Regions from separate parts of the Homo sapiens genome. Here regions 2, 3, 4 and 5 are each linked to region 1. A link is a contact called in ENCODE Hi-C or POLR2A ChIA-PET data. All regions are on one chromosome and are shown on one strand. Each heading gives the region's core, a stretch centred on a gene start or an enhancer-like site at or near the end of the contact. The rest is flanking DNA. Distances are from core to core; before and after follow the strand shown.

The links. A loop is a pair of places that touch in the nucleus more often than their neighbours do. ChIA-PET counts read pairs that join two places held with the same protein, here RNA polymerase II (POLR2A). Pooled maps may share reads with other maps.
Region 2: a pooled map shows a loop between it and region 1 (7-fold over the local background). The contact joins the promoter of LINC00886 here to the promoter of DHX36 in region 1. A Hi-C loop is called at or near these places in 2 of 168 maps with a recorded cell type or tissue (CD8-positive, alpha-beta T cell and naive thymus-derived CD4-positive, alpha-beta T cell), 1 of 37 single-sample maps with no recorded cell type and 12 of 50 pooled maps.
Region 3: a loop to region 1 is called in a map of CD8-positive, alpha-beta T cell, with 13 times the contacts of the local background. The contact joins the promoter of TIPARP here to the promoter of DHX36 in region 1. A Hi-C loop is called at or near these places in 5 of 168 maps with a recorded cell type or tissue (B cell, CD8-positive, alpha-beta T cell, naive thymus-derived CD4-positive, alpha-beta T cell and 1 more) and 14 of 50 pooled maps. POLR2A ChIA-PET finds 5 or more read pairs at or near these places in 1 of 52 experiments (naive thymus-derived CD8-positive, alpha-beta T cell).
Region 4: a map of CD8-positive, alpha-beta T cell shows a loop between it and region 1 (8-fold over the local background). The contact joins the promoter of SSR3 here to the promoter of DHX36 in region 1. A Hi-C loop is called at or near these places in 2 of 168 maps with a recorded cell type or tissue (CD8-positive, alpha-beta T cell and naive thymus-derived CD4-positive, alpha-beta T cell) and 11 of 50 pooled maps. POLR2A ChIA-PET finds 5 or more read pairs at or near these places in 1 of 52 experiments (CD4-positive, alpha-beta T cell).
Region 5: a loop to region 1 is called in a pooled map, with 15 times the contacts of the local background. The contact joins the enhancer-like site here to the promoter of DHX36 in region 1. A Hi-C loop is called at or near these places in 2 of 37 single-sample maps with no recorded cell type and 7 of 50 pooled maps.

What each region holds. Positions count from the first base shown.
Region 1 is chr3:154,322,392-154,326,825 of GRCh38, forward strand. DHX36 (DEAH-box helicase 36) reads right to left here and starts at 2,096. Exons shown (of 25, transcript NM_020865.3): 1 at 1,783-2,096. The coding sequence starts at 2,025. RefSeq lists an enhancer at 1,989-2,283.
Region 2 is chr3:156,815,234-156,819,667 of GRCh38, forward strand. LINC00886 (long intergenic non-protein coding RNA 886) reads right to left here and starts at 1,829. Exons shown (of 3, transcript NR_038387.1): 1 at 1,654-1,829. RefSeq lists silencers at 1,283-1,612, 1,633-1,842 and an enhancer at 1,727-2,926.
Region 3 is chr3:156,672,830-156,677,263 of GRCh38, forward strand. It overlaps TIPARP (TCDD inducible poly(ADP-ribose) polymerase), which reads left to right and starts at 1,761. Exons shown (of 6, transcript NM_015508.5): 1 at 1,761-1,967. It overlaps TIPARP-AS1 (TIPARP antisense RNA 1), which reads right to left and starts at 2,884. Exons shown (of 1, transcript NR_027954.1): 1 at 342-2,884. RefSeq lists an enhancer at 1,257-1,556 and silencers at 1,967-2,016, 2,047-2,116, 2,487-2,846.
Region 4 is chr3:156,553,331-156,557,764 of GRCh38, forward strand. It overlaps SSR3 (signal sequence receptor subunit 3), which reads right to left and starts at 1,787. Exons shown (of 5, transcript NM_007107.5): 1 at 1,627-1,787; 2 at 325-451. The coding sequence starts at 1,759. RefSeq lists an enhancer at 1,646-1,725.
Region 5 is chr3:156,482,291-156,486,724 of GRCh38, forward strand. The region is part of intron 8 of KCNAB1 (potassium voltage-gated channel subfamily A regulatory beta subunit 1); the gene reads left to right. Among named protein-coding and RNA genes, the nearest start is that of KCNAB1-AS1, 38 kb to the left of the region's middle. RefSeq lists enhancers at 772-1,971, 1,205-1,464, 1,495-1,584. Within about 2 kb of position 2,146, at least 16 of the 41 ENCODE cell types and tissues checked have a DNase peak (open chromatin) inside an H3K27ac peak, as active enhancers do.

The sequences.
Region 1 (4,434 bases), core at 846-3,345:
ACAATGCAGAGCAAGAATGGAAGCTAGATGACTAGTTAGAAGGCAAGAACAGAAAACAAACAGTGGCTTGATCTATGGTAACTATTCTGGAGGTAAGTGGTTAGATTGGGATATATTAACAAGGCAGAGATTTGCTGAAATGAAGGGGAAGAAGCAAAGATAAATCTCATTTGGCCTTGCCAAGTGAATAAATGGTCGTGTCACCACTAAAAGGAGGATGGGAACGCAAGTAGAAATGAAAAGTTCCATTCATAACATCCACTGCACAACTGGCTATACCCTTCATGTGGAAACAATAATGAACATTTTTTCCTGACTTATTTAACTTTTCATCTGTTTAGGTATTATTTTCTCAGCTAGACTGTAAGCTCTTTGAATACCACATTTCTTCAAGTCCCTGGAGCAATATGCATAAAACCTTGTTTCAAACAGAGCCTTAATAAATAAAAGTTGTAAAGTTACTTAGACGTCCGTATCCTGATTTTCAAGCCAGTATGCCCAACGAAAAAGTTAATTTGGGGCTGTAAAAGAAATGGATTTGTTTTTTAAAGAAAAGTTTAAATTATGAAGATAAATGGATAAGGCCCCCAAAACACCTGAATGAACATGACATGGTTAAAAGAAATAAAAAGAAATGGAACGGTTTAAAAATAGTAGTCTAGGCCTGGCGTGGTGGCTCACGCCTGTAATCCCAGCACTTTGGGAGGCCGAGTTGGGTGGATCACCTGAGGTCAGGAGTTCGAGACCAACCTGGCCAACATGGTGAAACCCCGTCTCTACTAAAAATACAAAAATTAGCCGGAGGTGGTGGCGGACGCCTGTAATCCCAGCTACTCGGGAGGCTGAAGCAGGAGAATCGCTTGAACTTGGGAGGCGGAGGTTGCAGTGAGCTAAGATCGTGCCACTGCACTCCAGCCTGGGCGACAGAGTGAGACCCTGTCTTAAAAAAAAAAAAAGTTGCCTAAATGATGATCTAATTACACTCTATAATACATTTTATAAGGTGCTTTTAAAAAGTCACCAAAGGCCTATACTAAGAAAGTTCCTGCTTAATGATAAAAATTATTTTTTATTAGAATTTTATTTACTAGTCACTCGGAGAACTTTGTTTCCCTTACTACAGATCTTTAAGACACAAATCAACCTGACAATCACCTGAAGAGAGGAGAGTAAGCCAAATCATCTCTGGAGATTCCTTTCATTTTCCTTTTCAAAGAGAATCTGCTCATCAATAGAAATTTCTCCACCCCAACATAAAAAACAAAAACCTAGGTTTGCAGATAATTTTAACACTAATAATAAAAGCTGGACTATTTTTCTGAATGATCCACATCCAAAACAGTGTCTGCCTGCTTTTGTTCCGCGCAAACCTATCTCAAATGTAGAAAGGTCGCTATGTGCTTCTTCACCAGGCAAAGACCTTAAAGTGACAATTATTATTCTAAGGGAAAGGACGGCCAGAGATACGACAACGACACTCCTAATAAAGTTAATTTCGGTTGGAACGTGAACTTAACATTTGCTTTGTCACAGTTCTCAAGTCCTTTAAGCAAAGTATATATTCAGCCTGCATAAATCCTGCCTGTTTTTGGTCAGATGAGCATGGCTAATGTTACGCAGTACACCCGCTACGGGGAGCGCCAGCATAATATATTTGCGCCTCATTTACATTTCACAAAACACGTGCATCACTTAAGAAACAAAACCAAGAAAAAGGGGGCAGCGGGAGAGAGAAGAAAACCTGTGCTGCCTCATCCTCTCCACTACTGAATCCGAGATTACCTCTTGCCTCTCCGCTTCCTTGTTCTTCTGCCCCTGTTTTTTCGCGTACCACATGCCGATTTCGCGGCCTTTCAGGTGCCCGGGATGCCGGCCCCTGCCGCCTCGACCACCCCCTCCGCCGCCGCCGCCTCCTCCGGAGCCTCGGTTACCTCCATGACCCCCTGCTGGCCCCCCTCCATAGCCCCCACCGGAGCTGCGGGGACCCCCATCACGGCCCCAGTTCTGATGGTAGTCATAACTCATTGTCCTGGCAGACTACAACCCGTCAGAACCAGCAACCGCTGGAAATGGCGTCCGGGCCCGGAAGCCACTGTGCGCCCACTTCCGTTTTGCTTCCGTAGCACCGCACAAGAGGGCGGGCCATTTAGCGTCACAAGCAGTGGTTTCTGGTGACGTCACGGGAGGACGACCCCGGTGGTCTGGAGGGTGGCAGGGATCAGGTTCTGTCTGAGCCCCCGAGTTGTTTATCTTTGTACCTCTGGAGCAACAGCCAGCCAAAGGCTCGTAGATTTTCTTTCCCTAGGCCCAGCAAGTGAGCCAATAGCTTTTGGTTTTTACTTTCTTATTCCTGGTAAATCCGCAGTTTTTTTGCACTTAGGTCCTAGGGTAGTAAACGTTGATTGAAACAAAAGAACCCTTGGATCAATTCGCCGTCTTCTAAAGAAAAGTCTCTAAAAAATGAGTTCTTCTAGTCTTGAAAACAGCCTGACAACTATTCAAATATGTAATTTAAAATCCCCTTACCTCCTTGAAAGTGTTGTCACTATTTAGTACGTTTATCCAATAGTGTTAAGATGAGCGTGTCTACCCAAATTCGGTGCAGAGCTCTTAGGCAATGTAAATAAACTACTTTGAAGATTCATGTGTTCATATGAAGCCACATACTGTTTATTAACCAGCACACTGAGTGTTTTGTACAAGCTGTTCTTGAATAATCAAGTAATTGGGCCACACAGGCTTGGATGTACACCAGGAGATATCCAGCTCATGTTACAGTTAACTGATGTAAAGGTGCTGGGAATACTCACTGAACAAAGCAAGTATGGCATGAGCTTTTATTTGCCTACAGTCTTAAGGGAAAGACAAAGGCTATCTTTGTGCAGTGAATTAAGAAAGGGAAATGCTGTATGCCAGGAAGGGGTCTACAATACACCATTGTGGCCTAAAAATTATTTTGAGCAAAGACATTTGAGTTTCTGAAATCTACCTGTCTAAATGCAGAACCACACGGAGGAATTCAAATCAAGCTCCTCCCTGGGAGGGAAACCCAGGAAGACTGACTCTTATCACTGGAGGTTAGAAGCTGGCAACACACTTGAATAGACATTGTCACAAAGCTATCATATCTGGCATCTGTTTTAAGGTGTCATTTATTTTTACTAAAAGTCATTTGTTTTTTCCATACGTGCTGTTTTCCCCTTTCCTTCCCTTTATAAGATGGTAGATAAGTCAGAACTCTACCTCCCTGAATCACCTTTTTCTGTGAACTCTATTATGTATGTGGTTAAGTCTGTCTTTTCTTTTGCTAATCTGTTTTGTCACTTTAAGTCTGGGGCCTGCAAACACTGAATCTAAGAAAGTAGACAAAAAGTATTTCCTCCCTAAGAGCCAAGAGATACTACAGCAAAAGAATTTAATTTTGGAGTTAGGTGAGTTATGCAACAACTTTTGAGATAAGTAGACTTTTGCCAGACTAATGGGCAGAAGAAAAGTATGGCAGGTGAAAGGAACAATGTGTAAAGACAGATAATGATGTGAGACATCGGAGAACTTAAAACAACTACCCTGAATCTTAAAGCCTGATGGGGAAGGCCAAAGAGGTAGATAGGGGTCTGATTATGGAAAACTTATGTGCCACTTAAAGAACAGTGATATGTTTATGCAGAGCAGTGGTTATTTTGACTGCTTCAATTGGAAATAAATAGCGGAGACAAGAGTGGATACAGGGAAACTAGTTAATGTGATGTAGGGGAGGCAAAATGGGATGACAGGGCATTACATGTGGAAAGAATTGGAATCAGGAGACATTAGAAGATAAAATTACTTAAATTTGATGATTCATTGAATGTGGAGAATTGGAAGGGTTAAACGACTCCAAGTTTAAGATTTGAATTATTAACCCATGGGGAGGCACATTGTATCCTGAGATGAGAAACACAGGACAAGGAACATTTTGGGGGTGAGGGGCAGGGCAAGTTAATGTGTTTTATTTTTACATGTGGACTTTGAGGAACTTATGAAACATACAAATGGAGTATCTAGAAAGCAGGCTGTAAGAGTTAAAAGCACAGAGGCCAGGTGTGGTGGCTCACACCTGTGATCCCAGTACTTTGGGAGGCCAAGGTGGGCAGATAACTTGAGGCCAGGAGTTTGAGACCAGCCTGGCCAACATGGTGAAACCGTCTCTACTAAAAATACAAAAATTAGCTGTGCATGGTGGTGCATGCCTGTAATCCCAGCTACTCAGGAGGCTGAGGCAGGAGAATCACTTGAACCCAGGAGATGGAGGTTGCAGTGAGCCAAGATTGTCCCATTGCACTCCAGCCTGGGCAACAGAGCTAGACTCCATCAAAAAAAAAAAAGAAAAAAGAAAAGTTGAAACGTTAAAAGTACAAAGAGAGTAGACTGAAATTATATGTTTTGGGAGTCCTT
Region 2 (4,434 bases), core at 579-3,078, 2.5 Mb after region 1:
CGAGACCATCCTGGCCATCGAGAAACCCCGTCTCTAGTAAAAATACAAAAAAAAAAAAAAAAAAAAGCCGGGCGTGGCGGCGTGCGCCTGTAGTTCCAGCTGCTGGGGAGACTGAGGCAGGAGAATGGCATGAACCCTGGAGGCGGAGCTTGCAGTGAGCCGAGATCGCACCACTGCACTCCAGGCTGGGTGACAGAGCAAGACTCCGTCTCAAAAAAAAAAAAAAAAGATATACGCTGTTACGTTATAGATGTTATTCATGTGTCTGTCTCTAACATGAGGCTTTTTGATGCTTGCCCACACAGCTAATACTTGCGTTTTCTGTGTCTAATTAGAAGTTTCCGCTGGGTATTATTGTTGAGTTGGTATAAGATGTTCAAGACCATGAAAAGATGAATGTAACAGCTTCCTCATGGACTGATTTTTTTTTCAGTTCATCTGTCCTTTTAAGTAATCTGGCTGTTTGTACCCTGACTTTAACTGAATTCACAATTATTCCTCTTGCCAAACCATGCTTCCAGACTTGACTGTATAAATTAAATTTCATGCACGCATATGTGAGCCGTGTGTACTGCCTGTTAAACTAAGTAATATAAACAAATTGAAGGCACATTTGAATGACCTTTGAATTCCGTGTTAGAGTAGTTTTTAAACAGTTATCTACTGGGCAAAGTGTAAGAGACAACCATTTACAGAGGTTATTTTCAGTGTGCTTCTTGAAAACCCATTTGCTCATAGAATTCAGCCTCCTAATCATGCAAGTTGCATTTTGTATGGTTTTCTTCTCTGGCTCCCCACCCTCTTAGAATAGTTCTGACGCCCCCACCGGCGACCACCTGGAAGGGGCTGATCCACCCCCACCTCCCTCTGCGAAGCGCGGAGCGGCTGCGGCCACCCGGCCAGAGCCAGCGCTGAGCTGCGCTGCGCTGCGTGACTGGCTGCATTTCTCAGCCCCGACGGCTGTGGTTACTCAAACTGATCTCATCGCAGGTCGTCACGACACGCGCTTCCCCTCGCCTGCACGCGGCGTGGCGTGAGAGGGGCCCTGGCAGCCGGCGCGCCCACCCCTGATCCTTCGAGGCCCACGATGAAGCCCATCCTACTTGCAATAACGGCCCCGTTCTCATTCTTCAAAAGACGGCTCCCAGACGTCAACAAAGAATCTAACCTACACAGCGCCGGCCCTCGCTCCTTTCAGCCTCAGCGAGCGCTGCCCTTCATTACCCCCCAGCGCACTTCTGGACACTGCGCCGGGTCGCCGGGGTCAGCCGCCCGGCCACGAAAGTCGCCCCCAGCGTGCCCCAGGCGTCAGTGCACGCCGGGCTCCCGGCTCCAGGCAGGCGGGGTGAGGCAGCTCCGCGAAGGCCACTCGCTGGCGACCCCTTCCCGGGTCTCCTAGCCCTGGCCGGGCTGCCCCCGCGCCCGCCCCCGCCCTCGAAATCCAGGCAGTGCGGGAGGCCGCCTTGCTGCTCTCTCCGCCCGCACAGGGCCGCCCGACGGAGCGGGCAGGGAGCAGGCGCCAAGGAGGCCGAGAGGGGCCCAGGGGCGAGGTCGACTCTCAGCCCGCTGTCCCCTTATCCCACGTTTCGCAGCCTGAGGTGTTTGTTGTATATCGGGAACTGACACTTTTCGGCGTTAAAATGAGGGCGTCACCTGCTCGAACTAAAGTCGGTGGAGGGCGTCTGGAGCCGGGCGGAATCTGGGATGCCTCGCCGGATTACGCGGCGGGGTCGGCACGCGAGGCAGGCTCCGGGCGCACCAGGAAGCCCGAGCGTGCACTAAAGCGGCGGAAGCAGGCAGCGGGGGCGGGGCCGGCGGGCTGCAGGCACGCAGGCGGCGCGGCGGCCTGGGGTTGCGTGACCTGCCGGGCTGCGGTCGCACGCACTTCGTGCTTCAGGCGGCCGTCGCCGGGCGGGAGGTGCAGGTGCTGGAGGGCGGCGCCCGGCTTCTACTTTCAAAACACCGCCGGGGAGGGCAGTCACGCTATATTTCTGGGACAGGGAGTGAGTTCACCGGGGGAGGACACAGCGTCCCCTTGTTATCACAACGTGGGTAACATTCGGTAATAAAACGCGCTCGGACAGGATGTATTAAACGAATTGGGAACCGGAGCTGCTCTTTCCATAAGCAATCAAGCTGGGGAAACTTTACAAGGAAAGCTTTAAATTGCGATGCATGGCGCAGGAGTGTGGTTCGTGTGACATGCTTACAGAGAAAGGAACCAGAGCAAGGACGGTGGCTTTGGGACGAAATTTCTGTCCGCTCTGCACAAAGACTAATTACAGAGTCGTGATTTGGGGCATGCTCTCATTCCTCCCGGAAGCTTTCTTTGCAGTGTTTTATTTTAAAATCAGAGGTGGTTGATCTCCCTGGCATACGAACATGAGAGACCTCATTTATATGGTGACTCAAAAGCCCCAAGGACATAAAAAAGGTGCCACGTTTTAAGACACCAGAATCTAAGTTCCTTCTCAAGATCATGTGAGCAAAAAGTGTTTTGCCCGCACAGATATCTATTTACATAATTAAAATGTTTGTAGATTTGCAGATAAATCAAGTTTAGAGGACAAAACAAAAAATGTTACCACGATAGTTTTTAACACAAGAGCACCCCAGTCAACTGAAAGCTTGGGAAATTCCACATTAGTTTATTTTCTATGTACTTAAACTTTGATTTGGTGAATCTATGCTCTCTTATTTCCCTATTATGACTCTTAGGCCTATAGTGCCTAGTTACACACACATTTGTTTTTGTGATACATGTAACATTATAGGAAAGGGGGGATTCTCTAGGGTTAGAATAGACACAATAAACTCCTAGGAAGCTTTCTCAAAAATACATATTCTCATCTCAGCTTACCATATGTGGGAAAAGGCAGCAAGATTCACTGTTTAATTTTAAAATGTTCTACCAGCTGACTGATTCTCACGTGGGATTTTTTTTTTTTTTCCTGGTCTGCCCAGCACGCTTAATTTCTTCTGGGACAGAACTGCCTACCCTTCCTGCCTGGATTGTGCTTCTGCCTTTACTCTTCTAGAATGTAGTTAGAAAGGGAGGTGTCATTGTGTGTGGCCTTGCCTACTTGGTCCCCACACTTGGTCGAGAGGCATATACCTGACTCAAGGTAAGCCAATGACAAACAGCACTTGACTCCTCCTGGCCTTAGTAATTTGGTTAAAGAGATTGCATATCATCCAAGTTGTGCCAAAGAAAGTCATTTCCTGGCAATTTTCTAACAGGAGGGTGGGCATAGATGCCTTCTCCCCAGTTCCTTTTGGTGACAAAATTGGACCGTCAGCCACCACTGCTCTGCCATGTGCAGAGACTGCCAACAATAAAAGAAAATGGAACCAACTTTCATTAAGTGGTAGATTCTAAGGGCTGAGCCTTTTTATGGCTTTTGCAAATTCCACATTGCATATCTGAGGTTCTCAAAGCAATACTGGCTCCTGCTTTCCTGAAACTTGATTGTTTACCTCTTCTGATTCTATGAGAAGAGATATGTATTTATAGAAATAATAAAATATACATTTAGAATGCTGTTTAGAATATTACGGTTTTTTTTTTTTGTAGTTATAACACAATTTTTAACTTGCTTTTTGTCACAGAACAATCTATTGGGACATTCAACCACATCAGCAAAGAACCACATCATCATTTCTAACAGCTGCACACTGTTGTTCGAGTAAATCAATGTATTTCACATTTTAGTATTTCCTGTTTTAAAACATTATAAGACTGTGGTGAACACTGAATATATGTGCTAATAAGAAAGAATTTTCCTAAAGCTTCCAGCAAACGTCTCTTGGAACTTCTAGTCATAATTGGATCATAGACGCATTCCTGATTTAATCACTGGTAAAGGGGAAGGTGCTAACAGAATTGATCTAATCTGAACTCACTTCTGGACTTGGGCTGATTCATGCATGCTTGGGGGTAGGACAGGGGGAGGGCAGTACAGAGGTCTGAATTCCTGAACAAAAGGAAGAAGGAGGATCATGTGTCAACTGTAATAGTTTTGAACATTTTAAGGGGTTTAAAACATAATAAATGTTCTAATTTTTCACCCCAACAGCAGTGTTTAAGATTGCTAATTGCTCTACATCATTGCAAACCAGGGCTACTATACTTATTTTAATATTTTTCATGTGGTTGATAGATCTCATAAAATGCTTGATATTTGATATCAGTAGTCCCTAAGAAAATATCTTTAAGATGATTTGGAACTCATTTAATGGCATTAAAAACACTATCAATGGAGGTAGAACAAAATGACAGAAAAATTTTTATACTTTGTTTCCTGTAAATTCAGTAGCTACTTAAAATAATAGGTATAGAAACATTAACTTCATCTTTACAAAGGGAGAATGAAATCACTTTTACCAATCGCTTATCAAAACAAATGTGAGTTGGAATCTTAGATTCTTCATTAG
Region 3 (4,434 bases), core at 511-3,010, 2.4 Mb after region 1:
ATGATGCTGTGAGGAAGCCTAAATTAGCCATATGGAGAAGCCATGTAGAGAAAAACCAAGGTATGTAGCTAACAGCCTTCTTTCTGTTCCAGCATCCTTAGCTCGTGGCTTCCATGTCCATATTTTCCACATCATGTTCACTTCATTTTTGTCATGAAACTCCATCTCCATCCTTAAGTCCCAAGACTTATGACCCTAGTTAAGCCATTCCAGCCAGGCCCCAGTATGCCCACGCTAATTGAAGCCCCAGACATCATGGAGCAGAAATGAGCCACCTGTACTATGCCCTGACTGAATTCCTGTGCCAGAGAATTCAGAATCATGAGTAAATAAAAGAGCCATTGTTTTAAGTCATTATATTTTGGGGGTGGTTTGAACACAGCAATAAATAACTGAAATACTACTAAAAGCATAAAGAATGTATAACAACCTAATTGTTACAAGGGAGTGGAATTAATAATCTACAAGAAGGCACAAAAGGACAGAAAAGAAACAGAACAAATGAGAAAAATAGAAAGCCAACAGTAATATGGTAAACTCAAATATTAGCTTCTAGGCAATTCTATGTATGAGTAGACACTGACCAAGATCTTGTCTCAATAAGATTTTAAATGTAAAGATTTTCATCTTTTACCTATTGTCCTCTGAATTCCGCCCATATCATTCTCACCTTAGTTTAATGGCCCTGCCTTGATGCAATTTGAAATAAGCTGCTAAGGAGATAACACCCTTAATCTATTCATTGCTGGTGCGCTTACCCAGTCTGGTTTAGAACCGTTTAACAAAGGCTTAGAATCATAATGTCTATGATTATTACCTCTTAGCTCCTAGTTTTACTGACTTCCATGTCTGGAATTACCAGCACTTCTTTTTCGTACATATGGATTATATGAACTAAATGTATTGTTTCTTCCCTCACTACTGAAAATCTATTCAATATATGGAGTTACAATTCAAAGTATTTTACAACCCAGAAAATATGGCCATTCCGTATGTGGTGTGTATTTCAGAGGTGCTCTGCAAGCTCCATGAGGACAGGCGTGAAGTTCAGGCTACATGCCTGGTACGTAATAGACGCTCTGACAGACATTTGCTGAATGAATAAGTTAGTCACTACGGCGTTTGTGGGCTTTAAAACACAAGTAAATGCGCTTCTATCGCCAAAACCTCACAGCTTCCCTTCTGCAAGGTGGCGTACAAGGCCCACGAAATAGTCGGCCGCCGCAGGTGCGCAGCCTGTCCAGCCTGTCCGGCTCGGGGCAGGCGACCTCGTCTGGTGGCAGTGGGGGAGGCAGCCGTTTGCTTCCTCACAGGGTGTGCCGGAATCAGAGGCTGGAGGCGTCTGGGGAGTAGGCAAATAAACAAAGCCAACCGCACCGAAACGGGTCGTTCCGTTTCACATCCTCCCTCGGGTGTCTGGGTCTTCTCGGAACAAAGTGACCCTCCATCTGTCCGCAGGCAGGTGGAGCCCGTCCCACGCGGCACGCGCCTTCCTTCCTCACAGCCGCGTGTAGACGCGGACCCTCAGGGACACTGCGGACGCGAGAAAGGACACGCCCCCTCGCGGGAGCATAAGTCCACCGCACAGAACTCGCGCGCCTCCCCTCGAACGAACGCGCACGCGCGCGCAGGGGGCGGGTCTTCTTCCCGACACCCACTGAGCGCCCGGCCTCCTCACCCCACCCCACCGAACTCCGGCCGCCCAGGCTCCGCCTCCGCGACGGGCCGTCGGGAGGAGGCGACCGGAAGCCACTTAAAGCAGAGATCGAGGTGACAGGCGAGCTGGCTGGACTCGGAGCGCGGTCGAGGCTTTCTGCGTTCGCGGCGGCGGAATGGCCCGTGCGCGGCTCGCCGCGTCGCGGCTCTGTGGTCCCTAGACGTCGGCTCCCGCCCTCGGCGCTGATCTCCGGCGCGGGCACTGCTTTCCACTCGGCTCCTGTCGTCCGTTCTCTCAGGCTCCCGTTCAGGTAAAGGGCTCCGGGAGGGCACTGAGGGGCTGAAGAACCCTAGCGGGGAGTGCGAGCGCCGGCCTCGCGGCTCCGGCCCCGGCCCCGGCCCCGCGCCGGCAGTGTGCGGGGCTCTCGCGGATCGGGGTGATTGATTTTGAGACTGCCCTTTGTACCGAATTCACTCGGGTCCCGTCAGCATGAAGATGGAATTGGTTTACACTTCTTAGGCACTTAGAGCCTGTGGCAGGTGTATACATCAGACCGAGGCGCCGAAGGATTTAGTTGGGGTCGCAGGCGCCTGCCCCTTCCCCGTTCGTCAGGGTGGGGGCGCGTCTATGCGGCCTCCCCCGCGGGCCGACCCCGGGTGCTCTGAGGCGCCTAGGAGCCCTTCCCAGACCCCGGGGGGGAGGGCACGGCAGCTACGGGAGCCTTCCGGCTACCCCGCGTTTCGGGCTGCAGCCCAGAAGTTTGGAAGATGTTTTCACATTAACTTTGAGAGCGCACAAGTCTTCGTCTTCCTCCCCGCCGCCGCGGGAAGCGCTCGCCGCCTTTCCCCCGCGCTTCGCGGCTCAGTTCTGCGAGCCCCCAAGACCCGTTGGACGCTCCTCGGGAGGTGAGCTGAGGGGGTAAAGAAGAATTAGAGAGAGAAGGCGCCGCGAGTAGTCTCTGGGATGCAGGGAGGCCGGGGCGGGTCGTTGGTCCGAAGGAGGCTGGACAGGAGTTGGGGGGCGCCCAGGCGCCTGCTGAGGGGAAGGCGGGGGCGGGGACGCCCGGGAACACCCGGAATTGCAGAGCCGGGCGGCGCCTCAGCTGCACTGCGCGGAGTTGGCGCGGCCCGGGACCAGGAGCTGAGCAAACCGCCGCGGCCAACAGGAGGCGTCACTCGGACCCGGGCTCGGCGCCGGGGTGTCGCGCGGCGGCGGGCGGGCAGGCTTTGGAGCGGCAGTTTTTTCGGAAAGTGCTTTTGGCCGGGAGTGCCGCAGAACCCCAGCGTCACGAGGTGAGGGGTGTCGCGGTGTGTCGCCTGCCGCTGGAGACCGGAGGATGTGTTCTTCTCATCTTTATTTTTCTGTTATGAAAACTAATTGAGGAGCTAGGTTCTAGTGGCTTTCCCCCTCCAGCCACTTCTCCAGTTCTCTGCTTCTTCCTCCCAGTTTTGTTTCCGAGTTTGATGAAAGGGCAATAATAGGAAAAGTTGCGCGCGCGCGCTTGCGTGTGTACGCGCAGACACACATATAAATAAAATCGATTTAGTGTCTATTTTACCTTGATTGGGTTTGATAGGAGTGGTTAGAGAGTGTGCGCGTGGGGAAAGCACAGGCCGGTTTGGTATGGTGGAGAGGGAATACCACAATCTGTGCCAATTGTGCCTTGAGGCAATAACACCAAATGATGAATAATAACGCCTGGCTTGGCTCCTTTCCAGTTGATTTATGTCTCATGTCAGATCCCTCCTTCTTCGTGAAGCTTTCCCTAACAATGCCAGCTTACAGTGAACTCTCCTTTTTCTGCCTTTTCCTTTTGTACTTATCATGTAAATTTAATACTTCGTTATAAACTGCTTTGTATTTTACTTTTCTGAATTTGATGGACTTCTTACACATAGATTTATGACTCTCCAATTAAATTTTTAATATTCACTTTTGGGGACACTCAGTTTTACCTTTTGTTGTTGACCCACAAACAACAAAGAACTAAGCATTTAATATGTGCTTTTCTTAACTAATTCAGCCAACAAAATATATATGGAACACCAGCTGTGTGCATTGTGGTAGCTAGGCACTTTATTGGGCACCTAGGATGCATATTTGATTAAGTCATGGGACCTTGCGTCACAGATCTCTTTCAGTTTATTGGACAAGAGAGAAGAGGATTAATTGCTCATCACCATTCCTTTCTCACCTGGCACAATCTCAGTAAATGTTTTCAAATTTCAGTTTTTTTCAAGGGGTCTGATTCTTGGAAGAAAGGACTTTTTCGTCTCTTTCAGTAGTTGATTAGGAATCTGAAATTTGGTGTGTGTTTTATATTTTTTTTTTATTTTTCTATAGTATGCCTTCATTTGCTCTTTAAAAATGTATGTATGTAACTTTTCTGAAGGCAAGAACTAGGAGGCTTTTTCTGTGTTACCAAGTTGTGCTTGTCTTCTGACACATCGTGCAGTGGTTGTTGCTAATGGGGCTTCTGTTACTAAACACACCCTTGTATTCCATCAGAAGCGGTAATGTTTTTGGGGGTTGTAAAAGTAGACTCTTAACATTCTTGGATAGTATATTAGAGCTTTCTGAATATAGAAATGCTTAACAGACTCCTGGCTTTCTCCCATAGAACATTTCAATTGAGAGCCCCTGTTACTTGTGTATGTTCTTATACCCTTAAATTGACTCACTGTTTTAAGTTTGAAGTTTATCTTTCATTTGATGAACTTTTAAAGAAACTTTTTGTCAACTCATGAGATAGGTGATACATAAACAACTATAAAGAG
Region 4 (4,434 bases), core at 537-3,036, 2.2 Mb after region 1:
CCATAAGGAATTACATTTAGCTTCTGAAATGTTAACTTACTTGGTGGGTTTGTTTCTCTGATGAACCTCATATTAAGGCCTGTGTTTAAGTGTTCTAATTCCACCCTCAAAATCTGCTTCTGTAGCCGTGTCAGAATGATCATTGTCTCTACTTCAGTTAGTTAATAATTCTTCCTAGCATCAATGTTCCTTTCCCCCAAAATGTTTATTAATATATATATCTCAAATTAATGCTTATTAAAACCAACACACACAAATGATCTTTAAGAAGACATATAAAAATATAACATGTAGTACGTACTTTCACTTGAAAAACATACTTACTTGTGCTTGAGAACAAATTTCACATTCTTGTATGCAAAGGCTACCAAATATGTGCTTACTAGGGTCATCACACTATACAAAACAGCAGACTGAATAAGATCCATATGCCATATTCGCCAGTATAACCCTGAATTAAAATAAAAGGGGGAAGGGTACAAAAAGAAGCAAAACATTACAACCCCGCAACAAAAGCCTGCGAAATTAATTATAGCTAAGCCTGGTAAAATACCAGGTTATTAGTTATGCAATCCAATAGTATCTGAGGATCTTCAGAAGCGAGATAACCAGTAACAGTATAGTCTCAAGCTTTCCAGTTCAGAACATTTGAAAAACATCACCTTCCTATTACTAGTCCAGATGAGATTTCAACTTCTAAAATGAGAACAAACTCTGGCTCAACGTAATCACAAGTCAGACTTCAAATTTCATTCATCAGGGTACTAGCATGCGAAACACAGGCCATTCCAAAATGCCACGTGCAGCCCCAAACCATAGTTTCCTTGCTGACGTGGCTGTTATCAGAACTCCAAGCAGTGCTATGTCCAATTAGTGAGCCATCATATGGCTTCACATCACGTTAATGGCACGCTGGGTTGTATAAGGACAAAAGAGAAAAATACATTTAGTTTTAAATGCCCAACAACAGTGCAGCAAAAGACAGGAGTTCTGGAAACTTGAGCTCTACTAAAAACGACCTTGTCCAAGTCTGCAGTTTCCCAACCAAGTGAGAATTCTAGAATTGGTCCAGTAGGATTATTAAAAAGTATAAATAAGGTAGATCCCTAACCCCTGGCACTTCAACCTCTCTCTTTTTGCAAAAACCAGGAAAATTATGCAATGGTGTGAAGTAGCTCACGTAAAGATGCACTTATAATTCAGTGGGTCACTTCATGGGTTTCTCACCTAACTAATTTATGCAAAATAAGTAATAAGTTTAAAATTTCGTAACGGCAAGCAACAGTTGTATAGAAAAGGGCAGAGGCAGTATGCTTGAGTTTGTCTGTTTAAATAGAGATTCGGGGCCGCCACCCCAGAACTAGTTAACCACCTTCTCCTGGGGTGGAGCTCGGGAACGTGCGTACTTTTAACAAGTGACCTCCCCGAGTGCTGCACAGGACAATCCCAAGCGACAACACTGTGCCCAAAGAAGAGGCTCCGTGCCTCCCCGAGCTCAGGGGAGCTGGAGAGATTGCCGACCCCCGGCCGGCACCCACGCCTTCCCTGCTCGCCGGGTCCTGCCACGTCCCCGCCCAGCCCGACTAGCCGGCGGCCTGCCTAACCCGCCTCGCTCCCAGCACTCACAGATGGGGATGGCAGACACGATGAACGCGTTTCCGAAGAAGAGCGCGGAGGACTTGGCCGAGAGATTGCGGCTGAAATCCTGCAGGAGCAGGTCCTCCTCAGACTGCTGTTTGGAGCTGCCTTTAGGAGCCATGGCGGAGCTGCAGGCGAGAACAGGGAACGTAGAGCCGGCCGCCAAGGCGGGCAAAGGCCCTTGACTCCGCCCCTGCGGCCGCCGTATCCGCTAACGACCCGTCAGCGCGGCGCGCGGAGGCGGGACCCGGTTTGGCGAAGAGCAAGCGTCCCCAGGATTGGCCAGCTTGGCGCCACTAGATAGGCTTCCGGGCGTGATTGGGCGAGCGGGCCAGACTTCCGGATTCCTGACAAGCCACGTGACCCACCCACCTGGAGGAGAGAGAAGGGATTTGTAGTTTAGTCGGTGCTTTAAAAAAAATTAACAAAACTTTATTGATATTCCACTTCAGAGCTGCTGACAGACTCACGAGTTCTCAGTTCTTCAGAATTCCAAAATTAAAAGCTCTTCTGGCCCCACGCCATTAGTGCCCTCTGTGCGTACCCAGGACTGAGTACGTTGAAGAAGAAAGAAGAGAAAGGTATAGCTAACTCATGTAAAATCCCTTCTCCTTTACACATCCTTTATTTCATTAAATACCTTGAAGAATCTTATGACGTGCGCATCATTACCGCCATTGCAGCTGAAGAGCCTGAGGGTCGTAGACCTGCGGTGTGGGTCTCCAAGGCGTGGGCTCTTTTCACTAAACAATAGGCCACCTCTGTAGGAAGAAGAAAATGGGACTCTTGCTTTTAAGAAACTCATGATCTCATTGATGAAGGCAATATTTAATATATGTCTGATACAAGTTACTACTATTTTATTTTATTTCAACTAGACCTATAGAGTTTTGTGGCTTCCAAAGCCATGCTAAATAAAACATAATACTAAGAACAGGTTGGCTAGGCAAGACTCCCTCTCTGAAGCTCAGAAGGATTAAGTATGTCTATTAAAACAGCTAGATTCCATTTTTAACTCAACACATTATCATTTTTTCTTCAAAAAAAAATTCAACCACATCACTCCCAGCAAATGCTACTTTTGATTACTGAGAACACTCTAGTGCATTAGGCACAATTTCCTCAACCTCCAGCCTCCTTATTAACCGTTTGGTAGATATCTTTCTTCCTCACAGTATCCAAATTGTAATCTACCTCCACAGCTTCCTATTACTAGTCCTAATTGGGCTTTTGTCTTCAATCTTTTCCAGTCTATTCTCTATACAGGTACCAGAGTGAGTTTTCCTGAAATATAAATCCTTCCATTATCTACCGCAAGTGTTCCTTAATGCCAGAAGTTTTCATTAATTCACCACAAAATGAAAAAGAAAAAAAGACCATCTAGTGAATTTTTCAGAAAATCAAAAGTATTCATTTAAAAATATCTGGGTTTATGTCTTTTTTGATGTTAAAAATGCTCTTTATTTTATTACATGGTAGTGATAGAAGAAGAAATTATTATTTTCTCTTACACATACTCCTCCCCCAGTTTTTCCTATCTCACTAAGTTGCATTCTTTTAAACTCATTTGTTGTTCTGGTTAAAATAGTGGGTTTCAACACTAATTATTTTTTTCCTTCTCCATCTATGACCAATTCATAAATAAAACTTTTTGGATCTGTCTCTATAACTAGATTTTCTTCTGCCTATTTATAAACAAACTAAGGATATAAAAAGAAGATAAAAGATAAAAATCAGAGGCTGGGTGCGGTGGCTTATGCCTGTAATCCCAGCACTTTGGGAGACCAAGGTGGGTGGATCACAAGGTCAAGAGACCGAGACCATCCTGGCCAACATGGTGAAACCTCGCTTTTACTAAAAATACAAAAATTAGCCAGGCATGGTGGCGCACGCCTGTAGTCCCCAGCTACTCAGGAGGCTGAGGCAGGAGAATCACTTAAACCCGGGAGGCAGAGGTTGCAGTGAGTCAAGATCGCGCCACTACACTCCAACTCCAGCCTGGCAACAGAGCAAGACTCCATCAAAAAAAAAAAAAAAAAAAAATCAGAAAACTAAAAGATCCAAAGAGACAACAATCATCTTTCTTTTAAAAGAAGAAAAGAAGAAATGATAAGGATGAGATTTAAAAAAATTATGCCTGAGAAAAATATTTTAACAATTAAAATAGGAAAGATAAAAGTTTGAAATGTTTAGTGGATATAAATGTTACAATTGATATAATCAAAAAAAGCTAGCAGAAAAAAATTAATACATTTTGTAAAGCTAAAGGTAACTATAAACAGAAGATAATCTAAAATATGAATTTCAAATTATTTTGTGGGGGTAAATTAGAGAAATATGATAGGGAATGATACTTATGATAGAATATTTTTGGTAATGGCAACAATTACAATTATGAAGGTGGCACACTTGGAGTACTGAAGCAGTGTTTTCTTGCACCAGAGCTACCTAGTTCCCTTTAAAAAGCAAGCAGCAAGACCTAAGGATCACTTGTATGTGGCATATATAGCCGTGGCACACATAGCCGTGGCACACTGGACAACCAGGGTACACAATGTGCTAAAAAACAGAAGGAGAGGTGGGTAGTAAATTCTACCCAAGCAAAGATCTACAATATATTTTGCCCATTTCAACATAGCTTAACTCTGAAGGAACCAAATGGACTTGATTCCATAGCAGTCTGAGTCTATTCTATGAATTTCAGGCTTTCTTGTATATTTTCTATTATATCACTTGATTCTTTTCAGATTGGAGGAAAAACCCCAAGCAATAATATTTTTTGCTGTCAGGTATATG
Region 5 (4,434 bases), core at 896-3,395, 2.2 Mb after region 1:
CTCATTCATTCAGTTGATATTCACTGAATACTTACTATTTAAGCACTGTTTTGGGCACTTGGAGAAGCAGAAGTTAATAAACAAAAATCCTATCCTTAGAAAAATCACATTCTTGTTGGGGAGACAGACAAAAAGTTAGTAAGAAAGTTACATTAGATGGTGATAATAGAATGGAGAAACAAACTAATCATGGGAGGGGGCTAGGAAGTTATGGGGGTAGATTTTAGTTAGGATGACCTAATAGGAGGAAATGGTGGGCAGTGGGGAGGGGGTTTGGAAAATAGCTTGGACTCCTCCAAAATAGCAAAGGTATGGCATTAAGAGTCAGACCTCAATTCAAATCCTCTTTCTGTTACGAGCCAATTGATCTTAGGCAAGTTATTGAACTTCTCTTGTCCCTGGTTTTCTTATCTGTAGAACGTAGGTAATAATATCTGCTCTATAGGGTTATTGTGAGGATTATTTGAGATAATATACACAAAATGCTTAGGATGTTGCCTAGTAACTACTCGAAATTTAGAGCTACCATTTTTGTTATTATTACTGTTTGTATAGTACTGCTGTAATTTTTTTATGCAGGAAATTACCTTGATGCAATTGTAGTCTCCAGGTCTACTACCAGGTTATCCTAGAGGTCTCAAAGAAGAAGGCTAACACAACAAATTAAGATGCATGAGTCACATGGTTTATCAAATCAATTAAAACACATTATGAGAAGAAAGAGGGGAAGAGATAGGGACAGTTAAAATAATTACACTAGAATTCACGCAGGAGAAAGAACCCAGCTACTTAAATCTTGGGACACACAGTGCTCATGTGACCTGTTCTCTCTATCTACCACATTGACCTTCTCCGTGGTGTGATTATATAGGTCAAATCTGAGGTTTCAGCAAGGGGCTCAGCAAGGAAAAGATGCCCGGGTCAGTAGTATACTTGGAAAGACACAGGGACAAGCCCACCTGGCCATGACCTGTAGCTCATCATTTGGCCTGATGAACAGCTAAGGACTATTTGCATTCCTTGCACAGAGGATTTCTGTGGCTAGAATGGGGGTCACCAATGGGTGGCTGACTGAAGACTTAAGTTCTCATATTTTATGTATTTATATTTAGTATATTTCAAATGTTTGATGTCGTATGCATATGGATATGTTGTCAATATCACCTCTTTCCATTCCTCCCTCCTATCTGTGTTCAGCATGCACATTCTCTACTTTGTTGATGGCCACTATGACTCAGGGGTTACTAATCCACTTAGTTTTACCATGCTCATCATATAAATTCTGCCTATGTCTCACAAGCTACTTGCATCTCCACCCAGTTTCATTTATCCTCTTTCTTTGTTTCACTTTCTTTCTTGAGCAGAACTGAATAATCTTAAGTCATACAGCAAAGGCACATTACAGAGTTCACCACTCTCAGTTGTTGACATGTTGCCTCAGGTCCGGCAAATCTTCCAGGCCTGTTGAAAAATTTCCAGCATTAACAAGAGGCCCACAAAGTTCTGACTGTGGATCATTCTGATATGCATCTATAAGAACAGAGCCCCTGGTTAACAAATGATCTTTTCCAACTGGGTTCCATAGAAAGAACAAGAGCTTTAGAGAAATTACCTTTACTAGAACTACTGAGAAGTTAACAATTGCCAAGGCTGCAGAAAATATGTGAAGAGCTGGCTTTAAAGAAAACTATACTCCAGAAAAACAATTGTACTCATCTGGTGTTGTATTTTCCGCTTTCTTTGGAAATCAGTGATTCCCAACCTTATTCCATAAAGTCCTGGTTTGAAGGGAAGATTCTAAAGAAGGATATGCTTATATGCTATGCAGTTTACTTCCTCTATTTTCTCTCCTCCCTCCCCCACCTTTTTTTTCTTTCATGACATCTTTACTCAACAGCGAAGGCAGAAGAGATTCAATCTGTATCATTCAGTAAGTTAAAAAAGGAAAAACAAGGTGGGCCAAATGTTTGGGAGACTATTGTACCTTCTCACAACAAGTCTGTGGACTTCACCAAGCTCCAAAAGGATGCTTTTTTCTTCTTCTTCTTTTTCCCTTAAGTTGTTTTTAGTTAAGAAAAAAGAGAGAGAGAGAGGGAGAACAGAGAGTGCTTCTGCTCACCCCAGCTGTCAGGTGAAAAACAGAGCTGCTTAGTATTCTGGGGCTGTGGGTTTATGACTCATGTGCACTTCCTTCTGTGAGTTGTCATTTCTCTGAGAGATATTTGGAGTTGTGACAAAATTTAACTCCATATTCTGAGGGGATGTTGACTGGATCTCAGGAGAATTCATTTCTGTAAGTTCCTCGATCTGCTGCAGCAGATCTGCAGTGACATGCAGAGGACTTGGAGACTAACATGACTTAGCAGCAACACACTCTGAGGGTTTACTGGCATGCTGATTGAATGCAGTGAGCAGAGCCACCTGTGTCAGGGTAATCGAAAATTCTCAGACAGCCGGGGATAAACAAATACCCTCGAGTCTCTCTCTTACTTTCTGTACAAAAGGAAGTATTAATAATGAGAGTAAGTGGTTTTGTTAACCCCCCTCCTGAATATTTAATATGTGTCCTAAAAAAATATGAGGTCTGCAATCAGAAGGTGAGGGCGTTAGTCTTAGGTATATAAACTTGGCTGAGTTGCTCAGACCTTCAGCTTCTCAGTTTTTCATTTGTAAAATGGGAAGAATAAAAATATTCTAGCTATTTCCAAGATTGTTGTGAAGACAAAATGAGATAAGTGGAAACATGTTATAAATTGTAATTGTCCTGCACAAATATTTTGAGGTTGTTGTTGTTACATATGTTTACACTTTTAGGAATATATAAACCTTGGAAGATGTAATAATCAAAGTTTCAGCCAGACACCAAGAAACAATTGAAATGACATTTTAGAGTGAGATGCCAGTTCTCCATTTGTACTTTCAAATGAAGTGTGCAAGAGCTTGTTCCATAGCTCTTTCTTCCCCCAACTTTTTATTTTGAGAAATTAAAAACTTATAGAAATGGTGAAAGAATAAACACCCAATACTCTTCACCTACATTTACCAAATTGTGCCACATTTTGCCTTTGTTTTTCCCTCTCTTGTTCTTTGCCATTGTGACATTTCATTCATAAATATTTTCTCCAGTATCTCCTGAGAATAAGGCATTCTTCTATATGACCATAACACAATCATCATACTCAAGAATATTCAAGCCATATTCAAATTTTCTAAAATGTCCTTTATAGGATTTATTTGTTTTGCTTTTTTGGGGGGGGCATGAATCCTGCAGTACATTTAATTGTCATGACTGTTAAATTTTTTTATTTTATTCTATTTTAGATTCGGGGGTACATGTGCAGGTTTGTTACATGGGTATATTACATAATGCTGAGCTTTGGGCTTCTAGTGAACTGATCACCCAAATAGTGAACATTGTACCCAATAGGGAGTTTCTTAAGACTCACCACCCTGCCACCCTCCCCTCTTTTGGAGTCCCCATTGTCTAGTATTTCCATCTTCATGTCCTTGTGTAGCCCTTGTTTAGTTCCCCCTTACAAGTGAGAACATGACGTATTTGATTTTCTGATTCTATTTCACTTAGAATAATAGCCTCCAGCTCCGCCCATGTTGCTGCAAAGGACATGATTTCATTCTTTTTTCTGTCTGCATACTATTCCATAGTATTTTCCACACTGTTTTCCGAGGGCCCAGGAGGGTTGCTGCATCCCATTGCTGGTCCTGTTCAGGTTGATCACTCGATTCAAGTGATGTCTGCCAGGTTTCTCCCCTGTGACAGTACCTCTTTAACTTTATAACTAATAAATAACCTAGAATGTGATTATTTGAGACTATGTGAATAGCCTGTCCCCCACAACCTTGTTTTAGCACCCACCAAGGATCCCTGCCTGTGTCCGCTTTTATAAGGAGGGCTGTGAGACGGTGCTTTCCTGATTCCATCAGCTCCTCTTTCTTTAGGAGTTGGTTTTCTTCTACAAAGAGAAGCTTTCCCTTCTGCTCTTACCCTACTCTCTGTTCAGTGACTCTGGAGCTCCTCACTGGCTTCAAAAGTATAAAAGTTGAGAGAGGGGAGTAAAGGGGGTCTAGTGAGAAGGGCACGTATGAAGAAAACTGTGCTGTGAGCTCCATCCACCCCAGCATGGGAGAAGGCTGCCTCTTCATTGCCACCCTGGTTGGGATGGGGGTTTGAAGGCCATTCAGATGGTTTAAAACATTACCCCCATGACTGGGGAGCATAGTGGCCTAGGAGCTGATGCATGCCTGGAAAATCCAGGGGTAAAGAGGTGGGCTGACTATCTGTCTTGGTGGCACCACTGGGGGAGTGCTGACCTCCTGGGACTGGTAGGGAAGGTAGTTACAAATGTCTCCTGTGTGGGGTCTTCTTGAGTCCTGCCCTTCAGGGCCTCCTGGAGGATGAAGGCTGGAGGACAGGGA